Linked DNA regions of Mus musculus: region 1 is linked to region 2. The links are chromatin contacts, found by POLR2A ChIA-PET in ENCODE. All regions are on one chromosome and are shown on one strand. Each heading gives the region's core, a stretch centred on a gene start or an enhancer-like site at or near the end of the contact. The rest is flanking DNA. Distances are from core to core; before and after follow the strand shown. Region 1 holds the start of 8430429K09Rik (RIKEN cDNA 8430429K09 gene). Region 2 holds the start of Patz1 (POZ (BTB) and AT hook containing zinc finger 1).

Evidence for each region. ChIA-PET counts read pairs that join two places held with the same protein, here RNA polymerase II (POLR2A).
Region 1: POLR2A ChIA-PET joins it to region 2 with 27 read pairs in embryonic stem cell. The contact joins the promoter of 8430429K09Rik here to the promoter of Patz1 in region 2. POLR2A ChIA-PET finds 5 or more read pairs at or near these places in 3 of 5 experiments (Patski and embryonic stem cell).

The regions. Positions count from the first base shown.
Region 1 is chr11:3,450,624-3,454,469 of GRCm38, reverse strand. It overlaps 8430429K09Rik (RIKEN cDNA 8430429K09 gene), which reads right to left and starts at 2,033. Exons shown (of 4, transcript NR_028317.1): 1 at 1,730-2,033. It overlaps Rnf185 (ring finger protein 185), which reads left to right and starts at 1,514. Exons shown (of 7, transcript NM_001290472.1): 1 at 1,514-2,261.
Region 2 is chr11:3,288,665-3,292,855 of GRCm38, reverse strand. It overlaps Patz1 (POZ (BTB) and AT hook containing zinc finger 1), which reads right to left and starts at 2,399. Exons shown (of 4, transcript NM_019574.3): 1 at 972-2,399. The coding sequence starts at 2,242.

The DNA.
Region 1 (3,846 bases), core at 784-3,283, 160 kb before region 2:
ACTTTGCTCAGCTTACTAGCCCACTTCCATTCTTGGGTAGTTTTGTTTTTTTATATGTATGAATGTTTTGTCTAGAAGCATATATACTCACATGTTCATGCAGCACCCAGGGAGGCCAGAAAAGGGTATCAGATCCCATGAAACTGGAGTTAGGTAAGGTTGTGAATCACTATGTGTGTGGTTCCTTGGAATCAAACCTGGGTCCTCTGGTTCCCCGTCTTCACAGCTGAACCATCTCTCCAGCCCGTTTTCACCTCCCTCCCTTCCTTCCTCTCTTCTCTCCCTCTCTCTCCCTCCCTTCCTCCTACTCTCTGTTTTTTGTTTTTGTTTTTTTGAGCTGGGTTTCTCTGTGTAGCCCTGGCTGTCCTGAACTTGCTTTGAAGATCAGGCTGTCCTGGAACTCACAAAGATCTGCCTGCCTCTGCCTCCCAAGTGCTGGGATCAAAGGTGTGCACCGCCAATACCACCTGTCCTTTTCCATTTCTTGATAAGTTGTCTAATTTTATTCCATGCCTAGTTTAAAAGGTGTGACCTTTTCTCCATCTTCTGGCAGCTGTTAGAGTTTTCAACTAGCCTTGATTGCTTTTTTCAAACTCTAATAAAGTTGTCCTGAGCTTCCTTTGAGTCTCTTCTAAATTCTTGTATTAATGATACTAAGAACCCCCCAAAGAATCTTACTTTTTCCAGGAACAGAAGGAGGAGGAGTATTCTGACCGATCCCTCAGGTCCCCCACAGGTGGAGCTAGAGATTGATAAGGTCAAGGACTCTGGGGAGAGGATGCAGGCTCACCTGCCATCTGGCGTTTGGGCTTTCACACTGGCAAGCAGAAGCTGAAAGCCATCCAGTACAGGATACAAGGCCGGTGTGCCAGCCCTACCTCAGCTTACACACAGGAATGCTACTGCTACTGCTTGTCCGAGGCAGGACGGAAGTCCCTTCTTGTTCTACAGAATGAGGTGTGCCGGCTCTCCACCCCCCACTCCCCCCACCCCTGCAACAGCACAGCTATGCAGCTTTGTAGGAGCTGCACAGCAAAATCACTCACCTGCACTGAGCACTGTTGCACTGGACTCACATGTTTTTATATATGGAAAGCTAAAACACCAATTTTTCTAGTTATTTTTAAATATAATAAATGCACTTGCTACTGTAAAAAAAAAACAATCCCTCATTGGTTACAAGTTCATCTAATTAGTTTTAAAATAAATTACCATGTATTTATTAAGTGTCTCTGTATACATGTGAAGGTCTGATGACAACTTGCCAGACTCCTTTCCTTCCACCGCTGGGTTTCTGGGGACTGAACTAGAGTTGACAGGCTTGGCAGCAAACATCTTTACCTCTGAACCATCTCATGGGCTCCAATTAGTTATACTCTTATTACCTTTATTATTTTGATACTGAAATTTCACAGATTTGGCTAGTAGAGTCTTCAAGAGAGCTCCTGGGTCGTTTTGCACATTCTCATCCATCACCACTGTTAGCATTCCTTCTAGGCTCCGCCCCACAGTTACCTGGCAACAGCGAGGTATGCCCGGCTTACTATAAAAGGGGCTGTTCGCCCCCTCCTCTCCCTTACTCTTTGCCCCCTTCCCCCTCCGCCCTCTCTCTTCACGCGTTCCTGGCCGGCCTCTCTCCCTTCTCCTCATTCTCTACTCCCTTTCCTACTCCACTTCCCATGCCTCCTCCTCCTGTTCTTCTTCTTTATAAAACAGAACAACCACTGACCTTACTTTCTTGTACAAGGCATTCCAAACTGGTATTTCTAGAACTGGCTTTTTCATCCGCCCATTATTTTTGCGACACGGTCCCATGTATCCCAAGCCTGCTTCGAAAACGACATTGAAGTTCTGACCCATCACCCGAATGAATGCTATGATTAGCTGGCGGGTACGCACATATTTATTCCCACGTCTTCACGCGGGCGAGGCGAGCTCGCCCATCCACCGAGCTGCCTTCCCTCCTCTTCCAGCGCTAGGAAACCCTACGGAAAGACCAGACGCCCTCCCCTTCCTGTCCCGGGGCGGAACTTACCAGCCGGGCGCCTGGGCCGGAGAGCAGCGCTGCACACCAGCCTTTTCCGGCTGGAACCGGAAGTTGTTCTACTAGAGGCGGCTCCGCGTCAGGTGACCAAGTTCCCGGTAGGAGGGGTCGGAGGTTCAATCTTTCTGACTGACGCGTCTCTAAGACTGGCTCGGCTACTCCGGGACGGGGGAACGGACAGCTGGCGTCGCTGGCGCTCGCTCTACCGCGGCGGCAGGTAGGTGACGAGCTGGGACGGCGGGCCCGGGAGGCATGGGACCCCCTTCCCAGGCTCAGGGATCTGAAGCCAAGGGCCAGGAGTCATCCAGTCTGGCTCTGTCCAGGTCCCAGAAGGAAGGTCAGACTGGCATCCGTGGGTACAGATTGGGCAAACTAAGGCCCCAGAAAAGGGAAAGAAGGGTGCGCACAAGCTCCCCTTCCAGACGGGGCTCGTCCTGACTCCCGTAGCCTCGGGGGCGGGACCGCCTCTCTCGTGGGTGGCGATTTGGTGGAGTGGAAAGATGAGGAATGCGGTGAACAGATTTGGGGTGAAGCGTAGGAGACCTGGACTTGAGTTCGCTGCCTGCAGCTCACTGTGCGTTCGAGGCCAAGTCTTTGACCTCCCTGAACCTAGTTCCCACAGCTGTACAACCGGGCACAGCTGTCTCAAAAGCGTGGGCCTCCACAGCACCTGCTCCGAAACCCTCCGGGATGCCGGCTCTCCAGCCCTGGGCTTTTCCCACAGCTTGTTTCGAATCTGGGTCTGGATCCTAGGAAACCTTATTTTGAACGTTCTCCTCTGGAGTCCTACTCGTGTTTGAAGCCTGCTCATCCGAAGTGCGGTCCCGCTGTGAATGCGGTACTCGATTCGAGGCAGCTGGAGCCGGCTCGATTCTATGAAACTTCTAGCTTAGGAAAGAACGCCGGAGGAGAATAACTAACTATCTTTAAAAGCTGGCGCGGGGTGGGGGTGGGGGTTGGGTGGGGGAGTTATGGCAAAGAGGCCTCCTGCTTGATCTTTGTAGCTGAAAGAGGTACAGCTACGATTAATAGGTAGGTTCTAGGGGGAAGACACATGTGTACTTACTATTAAGAATTTAACGGAAGAATTATCAGAGGTGACGACTGATGGGGATTGACTGTCTCCTTGGGAAAGGAAGTATACAGGAGGCGGCCCTTTCCAATTTAAAAGGCTCGTATTAGTATTTATTGTGACTCTTACCTCTCCACTGATAACTCTGTCTTCAGAGTGTATGTGATACTTCTTTTGTGGTCTGAGACAGGGTCTCAGGGATCTCAGGCTGTCCTCAAGCTCCTTTTGTAGTTGGCCTTGAACCCGGATCCTGCTGTTTCAGTCTTAAAGAGTGCCAGGATCACTCGTTACTTAGTACCATTATGCCTACAGAATGTGACATTTCTTTGTCTTCCCTTCTGGACTCTCCTCCCTAGTTTATATCTCCTATCAATAAGGCCAGCACACTTGATCTTATGTAATCTTTTACTGGTTGTCACATTTGTCATCCTTCTTTTCATCATCCTTTTTGGAATGATCCATTATCTGATAAAAATTATCCAAAGTATATGTTGTATTAATAAACAGGAAATAAAAATTAATTAACTAAAATTAATACATTGGTCAGTTAGTAATTTTTGTTTTACATTTAAGTTTTTAAAATTTATTTTAAGTCGGGGTCTCACTCTGACATTCAGCTCAGGCTGAGAACAATTTAGAAAGTCAGTCTCTGTCTGTCTTATCTGTGTCTCTCTGTCTTTTTCTCTGTCTATCTCTGCTCTCTTCCTCTCTGCCTCCATCCCTCTCTTCC
Region 2 (4,191 bases), core at 1,150-3,649:
GAATGCCACCCGGATGGAATTCAGTCCCCAGAGGCCAGGGATGGAGCTTTAAGTCCCCAGCTGGACTGGCAAGCCAGATGCCCGCCAGAGCAGGTGGGCAGGGGCTGTCTGACCGGTAAGACTGGTTCCTACTTGGGGCCTCTCTGGGGGAATTCTGTCTCTAAGCTCTCACACATACTGAAAATCCTTGGGATTTCAGTTAAAATCAGCCTTTTATTCAATATTCTCAAACTGGGAGAAAAACAAAAACAAAACCAGCCCTCTGCTCCCAGGCAAGTCTTCAGTTCCCAAGAAGGCTCTCTGAAAGTTGAAAAGAAGGTCTGTCCTGAGAACAAACAGACGACCTGTGGGTCCACTGGATTCTGAAGCCACCACGTCAGAGCGCATCAGATTCCAGTATTACTACTGCAAAACAGCCCTGCGTAGCCGGCTTTTATGTCTCTCAAACCTAGGGTCACATGAGGGGCAAAGCTGGAACCTACTGCTGCAGGCCAGCCTGTTCAAACTGGTGGAGGATCTAGGCCTCGGGAGTGTAAGGAGTCCTAGACACACTTGTTCAGTTCTTCCCTCCGAAGCCATTCAGGCGGGGAAAGTCGAGGGAGGAGCCCAGCCTCCCGCCCCCAGAGGGGGCCCCACGCCTGGTGCCGGAAACACAAAGGGAACCAGGGGAGAAGAATGGGGAGGCCCAATGGCTCTGGCCTAAGGAATCCGGCCCCTTCCTACAAGGCCCCTGGGAGGGTGAAGCTAGTAAGCACCCTGGTGCCAGAGAACTTGCCTGAAGGCATAGATGCAGCTCTTGGCCACACCATCAAAGTTGGAGATCTTAAAACATTTAAACATGTTATGTTCTATTAAGGTCCAGTGACCCTCTACCCCCACAAGATCCACATCCCCAGATCCTGGGAAGGATCTGTCTCGAGACAGAACTAAGATAATACACAGCAGGGAGTGGGGGAGGGTGCCATCCTCACCTGGAGAAACCTTTCCCACAGCTCTGGCAGATGTACGGTTTGCCCACTGACCCATCATGGGACCTCACATGGTACGACATTCGGTCTTTTCTCTTGAACCGCAGACCACACACCGGGCACGAGTACGGCTTCTCCCCCGAGTGGGAAAGCTTATGCCGGTTGAGATGGTATACGTCACGAAAGATCTTGCCACAGATCTCACAAGCCACTTGCTTCCTGGTCCGGCTCCTTTTTCTGGGGCCATCGGGGTCCTCGGAGATGGGTAACCCATTCTCACCCAGCCTTGGAGGAGGAAGATCGATATAGCCCAACTGGAGGCTTGTGACGCCGTGCTGGGCCTCATGTTGCCGGAGCCGGTTGGCGTCAGTGAACACCTTCCCGCACAGGCCACATGGAAGGATGCCTGCTTCCCTCAAGCCCCCTGGAGACCCAAACATGGAGTCCAGCAGGTTGGCCTTCCTGGGGCGTCCCCGGCCTCGCTTGCTAGTTAGTGGAGGTGCACTGGATGCCACATTAGGGAACGGAGAAGTCAGTAGTTGGGGGGATAGGGGTCCAGCCACCATGGGCAATCTGTCCACCCCGGGTAACACAGGCAGAGAAGCTTGGCCCGCAATAGCAGCACCTGTGGCCCTGGCAGCCTCCTCCTCGGGCTGCATACTGCCAGCAATACCGTTACTGTTGGCTGCCATGGCTGCCCCGTTGGTCATGTCCAAAGGGAAGCCCAAGTCAGAAGTCCCAGGTGGGCGAAAGAGCATGATATCAGCCCGGGCAGGGGGCACGAGGATCTGCACGTTGGACTGTTTGATTACTTCCTGGCAGATCTCGATGACCGACCTCATCAGCAGGAACTTGGCGGCCGTCATGAGCTCGGGGAAGCTCTCTAGGCGCACAACGATTCGGGACGTATAAGCGAAGTCCAGGATGTCTCCGAACACTTTGGAACTGATGGTGTGCATCTCCAGTTCGCGGCTGCCTCCAGCTCCGCCGCCTGGAGCCGCCGCCGCGCCTCCCACATCAGCAGGACCACCATCTGCAGCTCCGCCGTCGCCTAACTGGGCGCTGAACACAGACTCAAAGTACTCGCTGCAGGCAGCCAGTACGGCGCGGTGCGCTGGGAAGCTCTCGTCGCCTACTCGTAGGAGCACGTCGCAAAAGCGCCCGCCGTTTTTGCGTTGTTGGTTCAGGTTGTGCAGCATCTCCGTACTGTGTCTGCTCACCTGGTAGGTGTAGCAGCCCGACGGACCGCAAGAAGCGTCGTTGACCCGCTCCATGGTCGCTGCCCCTTCCCCACTCGCCGGGCCGGGCACCCGCCAGTCCCTGGTCCCTTCCCTTAGGCAGCGAGACGCCTTTTGCAGCGGACCACTCACACTCCCCGCACGTGCGGCCCAGGGCTCGGTAGTACTCTCAGGTGCGCCCAGCGCACACGCCCCCTGCTCTAATAAAAAGGGCTAGACCCAGCGGGGCACTGCCCCCCACATTGCCGCCCTTAACCTCCGCCGGACCCGCGTAGCACTCCCTCTCCGCCTGCCCGCCTCCCTCTCTAGGTCTACCTTCCAGGGGTAAACGAGCGAAGAGGTGCGCCCCTCCTGCAAACGCAGCTGCCACCTCCCCTCCCGCCCGCCAGGCGGCGCCGGCGCGCGGCCAAAAGGCGCGCGCGCGCGCGCGGGGAGGAGGAGGGGTCCGCCGCGCAAGCGCAAGCGCGCGCTCCGAGGCTTTTCCCGGGCCCACTGGGGGCGCGCGCTGCGTCCCCTGCAAAGCGCGAGCCGGGGTGGGGGCGCCGGAGCAAAGGAAACAAAAGGCGAAGGCGAAGGCGGCGGTCCGCGCGCACAGGGGCGGTGGCGTAGGCCGAGTCTTGGAGCCCGGCGAAGGCGGCGGCCGAAGCGAGCGGGTGGCAGTAGCAGGGTGGGCCCTTTCCCAAGCCAGGCACGAGTGGCGGCGGCGCTGCGGCCCCAGGCTCCGTGCGTTCGGAACGGAGGAAAGATGGCAGCGGCTGCACTTCCTCTTGCACTTTCACCCCTGGGGGGAGGAGAAGGAGGGGGCGATACCAACAACACCCCCCCCCCCAGCTTGCAGAAAGAAAAAAAAGCAGCGAGCTCGGCGTGGGGGGTCTCGGTCGCCCCGACTCAGCACGTGCGCATCCGGCTCCCTAGCTTGGGCCGCCTAGCGCTGCAAACTTTCCACTTTCTTTGTGCCGAACGCCCCCCCCCCTCACCCAGCGGAGGATGCACGTCCCCCATTCCCTATTTATACAACCCCCCCCCCTGCAGCTCCGCTCCGCTCGCTTCCTGCCCCCACTCCCCAGCTCCGCCAATGCTAGCGCAGCCTGATCCTCCGCCTCCCCACCCCGCCCGCGGGGCCCGGGGCTGCAGCCTCAACCACCCCCCACACACCACCACCCCCCCCCCGACCCCGGCCAATACGATCTGAGCGCCGAGCCAGCAAACCAGCTACAGCCGCCCCTCCGCTGCCCGCCCAGAGTGTAGGCGAGCGTGCGGGATGGGCAGCCAGAGCCTGTGGATCTGAGCCCCCCAGCCTACCTTGCGCACCCGCAGGTCGGACGGGCATCAGCACCCTGCCTAGTTCTCCTTTGATGGCCGAAATCCCTAGAAGTCGGCTGAGACCTCCCGCTCTGCTGCCCTAGGAAGGAGACGGGATCCCGATCCGACGCAGGCGGAACCTTCTGCCTGCCTCACACTGACCGAGGCAAATGCCCGGCACGCCTGGATAACTAGAGATAGGTCGTTTTCCCCACCCACAGCTACTTGGGCTTTGTGCCCCAGGGAGCGTGAAGTCACAAGCCAGCTCAGAGAAGGGACAGTATGATGGCGATGGACAAAATCAACGACCCCTGCATGTCCCAGCAGTTTTGTAAGAAAACTAGGGAATCCAGAGATCAAGAAGCCCCCTCGATCTTCCCCAAGCCAGAAGCTTGCTTATTAGCCCTTGCCGCCCGGCAAAATGCCGGCCACTTTGACCACGGACCGTGCGGCCAGGCTAGAGCGCATTGTCCCTAAGACGCCTGAGGATGCTATTAGGCGAGGGTTGCACACAGGTTCGTCTGCTTGGGCTGTCGCTGAGCTATTGGTATCAGAGACTGTAGGCAAAGCACGTGTACTGGCGCGAAGTTCCCACAGTTGCGAGAGGAGCGAAGCACGTATTCCAAACTTTGCACGGCTCCAAACTGAGCGCTTCCATTAAATGTAGCGGTGTGTGTGGAAAA